Linked DNA regions of Homo sapiens: all the other regions are linked to region 1. The links are chromatin contacts, found by Hi-C or POLR2A ChIA-PET in ENCODE. All regions are on one chromosome and are shown on one strand. The core of a region is the stretch at or near the end of the contact, and the rest is flanking DNA. Distances in the headings are between cores, read along the strand shown.

Region 1 (3,739 bases), core at 812-3,311:
GTTCAGACATAGGAAACCATATGACCAGAGACAGAGAGAGATGAAATGACAGCAGGCTTCCTTGGTAGCTTCCTACTTTCTTTTCTTTATCTGTTATGAGGCCAGGCTCCAGTTCTCTGTCAGGTGATGGGAGGCACTCCTGTATCCTTCTAACGAACTCCTCTTTTTCACTTGGGTCAGCTTGGGTGATTTAATTGTAAGGATAATATACAGCTGTTGAGATTAACAGAGGCTTATACAGTTGTTGATGATGAATTTCAGGATTGATGGCTCACGGAGGGCAGCAGGGCCTCACCCTCCTTTTGTCTTTCCATTTTGCTGTCTTTTGCCTGAAGACCCTGACATTCATCATGCTTGTCACCGCATGGTTGCAAGATAGCACTGCACCGTGTAGCCTCACTCTGCATTTCAGACAGGAAGAAAGGGAAAAGAGAGGAGGCAAAGAGCTTTCTCCCAGTGACGCTTTGCCTTTTACAATTGAAGAAAAGATCTTCCTTGGGGAATTCTACTTGTCTCATTGTCCAGACAATGTTGCACGGTCATCTCTAGGCAGAGGAATCAAGTATTTTGGCTTTATAGATTTCTATATGTGGATGGCAAAAGAAAAAAAGGTTGCACACACAGTACCTGTTTCTTTCTTTCTTTCTTTTTTTTTTTTTTTGAGACAGAGTCTTGCTCTGTTGCCCAGGCTGGAGTGCAGTGGCACGATCTCGGCTCACTGCAAGCTCCGCCTCCCAGGTTCATGCCATTCTCCTGCCTCAGCCTCCCGAGTAGCTGGGACTACAGGCGCCCACCACCACACCTGGCTAATTTTTTGTATTTTTAGTAGAGACGGGGTTTCACCCTGTTAGCCAGGATGGTCTCGATCTCCTGACCTCGTGATCTGCCCGCCTCAGCCTCCCAAAGTGCTGGGATTACAGGCGTGAGCCACCATGCCCAGCCTACTTGTTTCTTTAAAGATGCCGAGTTAATATTGCCTAGAGGAATCACTGGATTTTTCTAATGATGCTTAAATACCAGCATTTTCAATAAAAAGGCCATTCTTTCAGCAAAACTCAAATGTGTTTATTTTTTGCCTATTTTCCCCCAATTTTAAGGTGTGATTTTTAATGAAAGAACGTTTTAGGTGGGAATTTGCGAAAAGATTGAGAATTGAGTTCATAATGATGAAATGACTTTATCACCCAACTTTAAAATTGTGAGAATTTTAATTTTTAAATTAAAAAAATTTAAGTTAATAAAATTTAAATTTAAAAAATTTAAATTTTTAACACAAAGTTTATGTCTGAGACAGTGAGAGAGAAAAGAGAGAGACAGAGGAAAAAGAGAGAGGAGAGAAAATTATGTGTGTATATGGTTGTGTGTGTGTGGTTGTGTGTGTATACACAACCAAAATTTAGCTAAATAATAAAACTAGTTTTCAAAATGTTTAGATTCAGATCAATAATGTAGTTGCTTCACTTTTTAAAAAATGAATAACATTGTATGTAAAAAAAAGATGCTGCTATTTGTGATAAACTAATATAACAAAGTCTATATAAACTTTAGGATTTTTTTCTGCAACGTGTAGTGAGATTGTTGTGAGAAGTAAAAACAAAACTTCAAAGGCCAATGTACATTGCAGGAGAAGAGGAATGAATATTATAGCACATAGGATGACTAAGAAAAGCTATATATTAATACTATTCACCATCTAATTTTGGGATGATATGCTTGTTTTTTAAAGGTGCAAACCTGATCAATATCCTGATCATAAACCAGTAACTGAAGCATATTCAGCTTTGTAAATGACCTTGGGGCCTTTGCATTCTATCTCTTCTTAACTCCAGCTAACCTTTGATTCCGCTTTCCAATGTCCCCTTTTGCTTTTCTTTCCTCTTCCCACCTCAGTGGGGTCAAAGGCTTCTCACCTCTAAGCCTAACTCTGGGCAAACAGTATCATTCTGAGCTAAGTCGCAGTTTCAAAACTTTAAATAGACTTCATTATGATGCATAAGCAAATTAACCTTTGTAAGGGCAGCTTGCTGCAAGGAAGAAAGAAATTACTCAGCTGTTACTGCATCTATCGCAAACCACTGATTTGTGCCTAATAATGTGAGTTTTGAAAATAATCAGCATAAGATGGTCTTGCAAGATTCCAGCTTGTTATGAGGTAACCGAGTTTATGGGTGCCTGTATCTGTACGTGAGCCTTTCCTCCCCAAAAGCATTTATGGAAAATTTTATAATCATGTGTCACTCACCGATGTACTGTGTATTAGAGGGTAAGTCTAAGAGAGTAAAAACCTGGGCTGAAAAAAGCTGATTGGACCTTTAGCTTGTCTGATTGCTGAGTGATGGGAAACACACTGCACCTGCACTTCTTCCCCGTGGCTGTCTCCACCTGTATACCCCACAGGCATCTCAGACTCATCATCTTTCCCCTATATCTTGCTTCCTTAAAAACCTGCTTCTCTTCTGTAGGTCTTTATTTATGAGGATGGCCTCATTATCTTCCCAATTATGCAGGCTTAAAAAATCAGTCATTTTTCACTTCTTTCTCCCCCCGACCCCAAATCCAATCAGGTTGTCAAATTCAATCAAGTCAATCTTTGCCACATTTCTCAAACCTAACTCTTTCTGTTCCTACTGTCATGATCTTACTTTGGGTGTTTTTTTTTTTTTCTCTTGCTTCAATGATTTTGATGTTTTCCTGACTGTGATTCTATGTAGTGGTTAAGAGCTGAGATTCTGGAGACCTGCTGCCCCTGCTTAAGTTCAGGTTGAATCACTTGTTGACTACGTAGTCTTTGAAATGTCATTTAAATTATCTTTCTTTTGGTTTCTTCACCTGTAAAATGGGGATGATGATAGTTTTTACTCAGAAAATTGTGAGAATTAATTGAGACTACTTCTTTAACGTGCCTAATACAGCAGCACTAGGTAAATATTAAGTACTATGAGATTATTGTATCACCCTTTCAGTCTTACCAGTCTTTCAATCTATTCAACTTAAATCTATCAGATTACCTTATTAAAATACCATGCTGATCAACCTATATCTTTGCTCAGATTTTTGCCCACGATGCTCTATTATCTACTTATGCTTTATAAATGGGATTACAGAAAATCTCAGGTAACAGAGTTGTTATAGCTACTACAAGAAGCCACAGGATAAACATGCCATATCTACCTGAAGCCTAAATTTAATCAATTAAATGGTGTACATTTTCAGATATTGCTTTTATGTTAAAATCAACCAATGTAAATGAAATGCAATAGGAAACATAATTATATGGTTTTAATGATAAAACAATTGCAAATAAATTTTGTGTTTATGGCAAGTGGTCATGGCTCTATGGCAGTGGGGGTGTTCTACTGGCAAAATATGAGAAGCAGTAATGTGCAGCTTCATAGCCTGACTTATAAGAACTTTGCATTATGGTCCTAATCTACTTTTCTATTCTATCTATTTCTAGATTTCACTTATATAAATCATGACCTTGCCAAATCAGACACGTTGATTTTTCCCATATATGTCCCATCCTTCCTCTGCCAGTTAATTAACTTACATGGTTCCCTCCTTTTACCTGTTCTAAACCACTTAACACCTCCTCCCAACACTCACACACTCATGTCTACATTCATCCATGTCTTAAAGCCCACATTTCAGCGATGAATCGATAGAGTGTGATAAAGTAAAGAGAAATATGGAAGATGACTTGATGATATCTTTCGTTGAGCACATTAACATAGAAAGC
Region 2 (3,739 bases), core at 322-2,821, 910 kb after region 1:
ACTACAGGCTCCCGCCACCACACCCAGCTAATTTTTTGTATTTGTAGTAGAGATGGGGTTCCACCATGTTAGCCAGGATGGTCTCGATCTCCTGACCTTGTGATCCGCCCGCCTCGGCCTCCCAAAGTGCTGGGATTACAGGCGTGAGCGACCGCACCCGGTCAGTCATTTCTTAATAAAAGAGTTGCCTGGCCTACCTCTTTAAGAAGAACAGCAACTCACCTTGCAAACATAATTCAAGTATATGTGTGTGTGTGTGTGTATATATATATACACACGCATATATATGTGTATATATATATTTATGTCAAACCTCATATATATGTATATGTGTGTGTGTATATATATGTCAATATATTTTTATGTCAAACCTCATATATATAATATATATAATATTAATAAAATATATTATATATTATATATATTATATATAATAAAATATAATATATATTATATATAATATATAATAAAATATATTATATATTATATATATTATATATAATAAAATATAATATATATTATATATAATATATAATAAAATATATTATATATTATATATATTATATATAATAAAATATATTATATATTATATATATATGAGGTTTGACATAAACCTCAGGGGTGGGGGTGGTGGAAGGGAGAGCATCAGGAAAAATAGCTATTGCATGCTGGGCTTAATACCTAGGTGATAGGTTGATAGGTGCAGCAAACCACCATGGCACACGTTTACCAATGTAACAAACCTGCACATCCTGCACATGTACCCTGCACATTTACCTATGTAACAAACCTGTAGATCCTGCACATGTAACTTAAAATAAATAAATAAATAAGGCTTTAGAATGAAATTGAGTTTAGGGCCATGAATACAGTTTGACGGGTGTGGGCACAGAGGTGATGTTTGGCATCAGAGTAGATAAGTTATTTGAAGAGAGAAAAACAAAAAGAATAGAGTAAAGCAGAAGATGAGAAACTAAACTCTACTGAGTACCCACAGTTCTGCAGTGGAGTAAAGAAGAAGAATTAGAGAAAGTACTCTCTCTATATAGTATTCGTATATGTATATGAATGAAGGATTTAGTAAAGTATAATTTATGGTAATAGTTTTTACCGTCAGAAGTATTTTCTTTATTTTATATTGAAGTTTTTGTTTTAAGATTAATACTGTTGGCCGGGCGCGGTGGCTCACGCTTGTAATCCCAGCACTTTGGGAGGCAGAGGCGGGCGGATCACGAGGTCAGGAGATCGAGACCATCCTGGCTAAAACGGTGAAACCCCGTCTCTACTAAAAATACAAAAACTTAGCCGGGAGTGGTTGTGGGCGCCTGTAGTCCCAGTTACTCGGGAGGCTGGAGAATGGCGTGAACCCGGGAGGCGGGGCTTGCAGTGAGCCGAGATCGCGCTACTGCACTCCAGCCTGGGCGACAGAGCGAGGCTCCGTCTCAAAAAAAAAAAAAAAAAAAAAAGAAAAAGATTAATACTATTGTCAGTATGCTGGTTCATTGTGGAGTATAAAATAATTTATTCTTCTCCATGAGCAAGTCGTGATCAGTTTCTTGTCTAAAAACCTTCCTATAAGTCCAGGAAAGATGGCTTATTCTGCCATCTTGTGGCTTGTTTTATTATGTTATCACTGTACATTGAGAAGTAATGGGTTAAAAGAAAACCAAACCGAAATTTACCCGAAGGTGTATTTTAATTATAGTACATACTAAGTGTATATTGGAGGCCAGGCAATAGAGCTAGGAAAATAAAAATATGAGGTATATCCTTCTCTTAAGGTTGATATTGGGCACCCGTTCAGAATATTCCTTCTCATAAAGTTCTAGGAAATAAAATCATAAATTAAGTAGGAATAAGCCTAACATGAAATGAACAAGATATTTATAAGGAAAATTGTAGAACCCTACTAAGGAACATAGAATAATGAAGGGATATATTGTAATTGTTAAAATATTTATTATTATAATATGCATACATCTTCCAGAGTAAGCTACAGGTCTGAAAATATCACAGGCAAAACCCCCAAAGAATGTTGTTTGTATATTTGAATATTATAACTTGGTAGTATAGTTCAAATGTAAGAGAAAATGTGAAACAATAACAAAAGAAAAATGAAAAAGAAAGGAGAAGAAAAAGGGCTTGCTTAAGATATAAAATGCACCATAACATAACAGTCATTAAAAGACACAAAATATGCAAAAGTAAACAAGTAGGCCAGCTGAATCGCATAGAGTCCAGGAAGAAACTCATGAAAAGTATTGACAGCTGATATTTGAAGTGACATTTTAAGTTGGTGGGGGAAAAAGAGAGCAAGTATTTCATGAATGATGTTTTAAAAATTTACCACGCATTGGGAAAAAATAGAGTTGTTTTCAACTTTAAGCTATATACCAATATGAATTTCTTATGTTTAGAGAGCTAGATGTGACAAAAAAGTCTATGTAAGTGTGATATGGTTTGGCTGTGTCCCCACCCAAATCTCATCTTGAATTGTAGCTCCCATAATTCCCATATGTTGTCGGAGGGACCTGGTAGAAGGTAATTGAATCATGGGGGCAGTTCCCCCATACTGTTCTCATGGTAGTGAATGAGTCCCATGACATCTGATGGTTTTATAAGGGGAAACCCCTTTTGCTTGGCTTTCATTCTCTCCTAAACTGCTCCCATGTAAGATGTACCTTTCACCTTCTGCCGTGAGTGTGAGACCTCCCCAGCCAAGTGGAACTGTGAGTCTATTAAACCTCTTTTCTTCTTTGTAAATTGTCCAGTCTTGGGTATGTCTTTGTCAGCAGCATGAGAACAGACTAATACATTAAATTGGTACTGGTAGACTGGGGTACTGCTGTAAAGATACCCAAAAATATGGAAGTGGTGTTGGAACTGGGTAACAAGCAGGTGTTGGAACAGTTTGGAGGGCTCAGAAGAAGACAGGAAAATGTGGGAAAGTTTGGAACTTCCTGGAAACATTTTCAATGGCTTTGACCAAAATGCTGATAATGATATGGACGATGAAATTCAGGCTGAGGTCATCTCAGATGGAGATGAGGAATTTGTTGGGAACTGGAATAAGGTGACTCTTGCTATATTTTAGCAAGGAGACTGGTGGCATTTTGCCACTGCCCTAGAGATTTGCAGAACTTTGAAATTGAGGGAGATGATTTAGGGTATCTGGCAGAAGAAATTTCTAAGCAGCAAAGCCTTCAAGATGTGACTTATGTTCTGTTAAAAGCGTTCAATTTTAAAAGGGAAACAGAGCATGAAAGTTTGGATAATTTGCAGCCTGATGATGTGATAGAAAAGAAAAACCCATTTTCTGAGGAGAAATTCAAGCCAGCTGCAGAAATTTGCATAAGTAATCAGGAGACAAATGTTAATCTCTAAAACAATGGGGAAAATATCTCCAGGGCATGTCAGAGACATGCAGCAGCCCCTTCCATCACAGGTCCAGAGGCCTAAGAGGAAAAAATGATTTCCTGAGCCTGGTCCAGGACCCCTCTGCTCTGTGCAGCCTAGAGACTTGGTGCCCTGCATCCTAGCCACTCTAGCCTTGACTAAAAGGGGACAAGATACAGCTCAGACCATGGCTTCAGAGGGTGCAAGGCCAAAGCATTGGCAGCTTCCAGGAGGTGTTGGGCCCGTGGGTGCTCAGAAATCAAGAATTGAGGTTTGGGAACCTTTGCCTATATTTCGCAGGATGTATGGAAAAGCCTGTATGTCCAGGCAGAAGTTTGCTGCA
Region 3 (3,739 bases), core at 526-3,025, 810 kb after region 1:
GTACAATACCTTTATCTAAGAGGAAGAGGTACTGAGGCTAATTGTAGAATTGAGTGATGAAAACTAAAATATTTCTTCAGAACCCTGACACTGCTATAAAATACCACTTCTGGCTGGACATGGTGGCTCATGCCTGTAATCCCAGCACTCTGGGAGGCCGAGGTGGGTGGATAACCTGAGGTCAGGAGTTCGAGACCAGCCGGCCCAACATGGTGAAATTCCATCTCTACTAAAAATATAAAAATTAGCCAGGTGCAGTGGTGGGCACTTGTAATCCCAGCTACTTGGGAGGCTGAGGCAGGAGAATTGCTCGAACTGGGGAGGCAGAGGTTGCAGTGAGCCAAGATCACGCCATTGCACTCCAGCCTGGGCGACAAAGAGCAAAACTCCGTCCCCCGCCCCCCCCGCCGCCCCCCCCCCCAAAAAAAACACTTCTATGATTGCATAAGGCTTGCCAAGGTCATTTTTCTCTGCAATGTATTCAATATTTTATATTACCTAAGCTTATTATCTTAATGTCTAAATGTCACAATTTTTGGTATTGAGGATAAGATACTAGGATTTATTAAAATGAGGAGTGAACAACTGCTGAGAGTTTCATAGTTTAGTAGCATTTAATAAATTTTTTTATCAGTGGAAATATTCTGCCAAATATTAAAATATATTGAAGCTGGCAGAGACTTCCAAGATTACATATTACAATCACCTCATTTTGTAAAAGAAGACTCTGAGGCCAAGAAAAGGTTAACTATTATAAAGCCCTACAGAGTTAGTAACATAATTAAAACTAGAGCCACACTTTCTATATTCCTCACTCTAATACAGTTTCCAAAATGTTCCACCCAATTTCATGCTATTATTCTCAAACTGACATATGAAGTTGGTATCATCATGAAAGGTCTGTCTTTACAAAACTATGATCAAGTGCAGAAAATGGTGTTTTTGAAGTATGTAAATACAGGCATACCGCTTCTGATTGTGCTTCATTTTATTGCACTTTCCAGATATTGTTTTTCACAAATTGAAGGTTTGTGGCGACCTTGCATCAGGCCACTTCTTTCAGTGCCACTTTTCCAACAGCATGTGCTCACCCCATGTCTCAACGTTACATTTTGGTAATTCTCACAATATTTTAAACTTTTTCATAGCTACCATTACTGTTACGATGATCTGTGATAACTGATCTTTGATGTTACTATTGCAGCTGGTTCGGGCCCCACAAACCATGCCCATATAAGATGGCAAACTTAATAGAAAAATGTTGTGTGTGTTCTGATGGCTTCATCAACTCACCATTCACCTGTCTCTCTCCCTGTCCTCAGGCCTCCCTGTCCCCTGAGACACAACAACACTGAAATTAGGCCAATTAATAATCCCACAATGGCTCTAAGTGTTCAAGTTAAGAGTCACATATCTCTCACTTTAAATCAAAAACTAAACATGATTAAGTTTACTGAGGAAGGCAGGTCAAAAGCCAAAATAGAATAAAAGCTAGGTTTCTTGCATCAGTTCACCAAATCATGAACGCAAAAAAAAAAAAAAAAAAAAAAAAAAGCGATTGAAGGAAATTAAAAGTGCTACTACAGTGAACACATGGATAAGAAAGTGAAACAGCCTTACTGCTGATATGGAGAAAGCTTTAGTGGTCTGGATAGAAAATCGAATCAGCCACAACATTCCTTAAGACCAAAGCATAATTCAGGGCAAGAGTCAAACTCTCCTCAATTCTGTGAAGGCTGAGAGAGCTGAGGAAGCTATAGAAAAACAGTCTGAAGCAAGCAGAAGTTGGTTCATGAGGTCTAAAAAAAGAAGCCGTCTTCATAAACATGAAAGTGCAAGATGACGCAGCAAGCGTTAATGTGGAAGCTGCAACAAGTTATCCGGAAGATCTAGCTAAAGTAATTAATAAAGGTGGCTGCACTAAACAACAAATTTTCATTGTAGATAAAGCATCTTCTTGGAAGATGTCACATAGGACTTTCTTAGCTAGAGAAAATGTTAATGCCGGATGTTAAAGCTTCAAAGGACAGACTGGCTCTATTGTTAGAGCTAATCCAGCTGGTGACTTTAACTTGAAGCCAATGTTCATTTACCATCCCCCAAATCCTAGGGCCCTTAAGAATTATGATAAATCTACTATGCCTTTGCTCTATAAATAGAATAACAAAGACTGGATGACATCATATCTGTTTACAGTATGGTTTACTGAGTATTTTAAGCCCACTGTTATCTGCTCAGAATAAAAGATTCATTTCAAAATATTACTGCTAATTGACAATGCTTCTAGTCACCCAAGAGCTCTGATGGAGGCGAACAAAGAGATTAACGTCGTTTTCCTGCTTACTAACATAACATCCATTCAGCAGCCTGTAATAGAGGAGTAACTTTGATTTTCAAGTCTTATTATTTAAGAAATATACCTTGTAAGGTTATGACTGCCATAGATAGTAATTCCTCTGGTGGATCTGGGCAAAGTAAACTGAAAACTTTCTGGAAAGGATTTACCATTCTAGATGTCATTAATAGCATTCGTGATTCATAAGGAGAAGGTCAAAATTTCAACATTAACAGAAGTTTGGAAGAAGTTGATTCCAACTCTCATGGATGATTTCGAGGAATTCAAGATTTCAGTGGAGAAAGTAACTGAAGTGTGGTAGAAATAGCAAGAGAACTAAAATAAAAAGTGGAGCCTGAGATGTTAGTTAATTACTGAAATCTTATAATAAAACTCGAACAGATAAAAAGTTGCTTCTTAAGGATGAGCAAAAAAAGTGGTTTCTTGATGTGGAAACTACTCCTGGTGAAGATGCAGTGAACACTGTTGAAATGACAACAAAAGATTGAGAATATTACATAAGCTTAGTTGATAAAGCAGTGGCAGGGTTTGAGAGAATTGACCACTTTGGAAAGAAGTTTACTGTGAGTAAAATGCTATCAAACAGCACAGTATGCTACAGAGAAAGTGTTCAAAAAAGGAAGAGTTAATTAATGGGGCAAACTTTCTTGTTTTTTTGTTTTCGTTTTTGTTTTAAATGCCAGTCACTCCAATTTACAGTAACCACCAACCTGATCAGTCAGCAGCCACCAACACTGAGGAAAGACTGTCCACCAGCAAAAAGACTGTATCTTGCTGAAGGCTCAGATACTTTTTAGCAATAAAGTATTTTTTAAAATTAAGGTATGTACATTGTTTTTTAGACATAATGTTATTGCATACTTAACAGACTAAATTATAATGTAAACACAAATTTTATATGCACTGGGAAACCAAAAAATAAAAATTGTGAGGCTTGCTTTATTGCAATGGTCTGGAACCAAACCTGCAATATTTCTGAGGTATGCTAGTTTTCTAAATAACTGTGTAAAATCATATGGACAAACCTATGTCCTAGGAGAACTGACAATTCAAATTCAACAAGCATGAGTTTCCATCACGTGCAAGACTCAAATAGTACTATCAGCCATATGTAAATGTTTAGGTCAAAGATTCACACACAATAATCTGGAATTTAGGAGGTATTGATCATAAGACTATCAGACTTAATCTGGGACAATGGGTTACAGGAAAAGAAATCATTACTTAGAAACTTTTTTTCCCTATTCCAAACTCTGTGTAAATTGGTTTTCCATAAATAACACATTAGGTAAACCTTTGTTAACTATCTTATTGGGAAAGTGGACCAGGATGATCAAATCTGTATTTATTTATGAAGAGTTAAATCACAGTGTTCTAGAGGAG

What was found. Hi-C counts contacts between places; a loop is a spot of excess contacts on that map. ChIA-PET counts read pairs that join two places held with the same protein, here RNA polymerase II (POLR2A). Pooled maps may share reads with other maps.
Region 2: a loop to region 1 is called in a map with no recorded cell type, with 2.0 times the contacts of the local background. The contact joins two enhancer-like sites. A Hi-C loop is called at or near these places in 5 of 168 maps with a recorded cell type or tissue (CD4-positive, alpha-beta memory T cell, chondrocyte, mesothelial cell of epicardium and 1 more), 12 of 37 single-sample maps with no recorded cell type and 14 of 50 pooled maps. POLR2A ChIA-PET finds 5 or more read pairs at or near these places in 2 of 52 experiments (GM10248 and activated T-cell).
Region 3: a map with no recorded cell type shows a loop between it and region 1 (3-fold over the local background). The contact joins two enhancer-like sites. A Hi-C loop is called at or near these places in 1 of 37 single-sample maps with no recorded cell type and 1 of 50 pooled maps. POLR2A ChIA-PET finds 5 or more read pairs at or near these places in 1 of 52 experiments (PC-9).

What each region holds. Positions count from the first base shown.
Region 1 is chr3:189,286,755-189,290,493 of GRCh38, forward strand. All of the region lies in intron 4 of TPRG1 (tumor protein p63 regulated 1), which reads left to right. Among named protein-coding and RNA genes, the nearest start is that of TPRG1-AS2, 48 kb to the left of the region's middle. Within about 2 kb of position 2,062, at least 2 of the 41 ENCODE cell types and tissues checked have a DNase peak (open chromatin) inside an H3K27ac peak, as active enhancers do.
Region 2 is chr3:190,200,385-190,204,123 of GRCh38, forward strand. No RefSeq gene overlaps it. Among named protein-coding and RNA genes, the nearest start is that of P3H2-AS1, 81 kb to the left of the region's middle. Within about 2 kb of position 1,572, at least 4 of the 41 ENCODE cell types and tissues checked have a DNase peak (open chromatin) inside an H3K27ac peak, as active enhancers do.
Region 3 is chr3:190,099,841-190,103,579 of GRCh38, forward strand. All of the region lies in intron 1 of P3H2 (prolyl 3-hydroxylase 2), which reads right to left. Among named protein-coding and RNA genes, the nearest start is that of P3H2, 19 kb to the right of the region's middle. Within about 2 kb of position 1,776, at least 4 of the 41 ENCODE cell types and tissues checked have a DNase peak (open chromatin) inside an H3K27ac peak, as active enhancers do.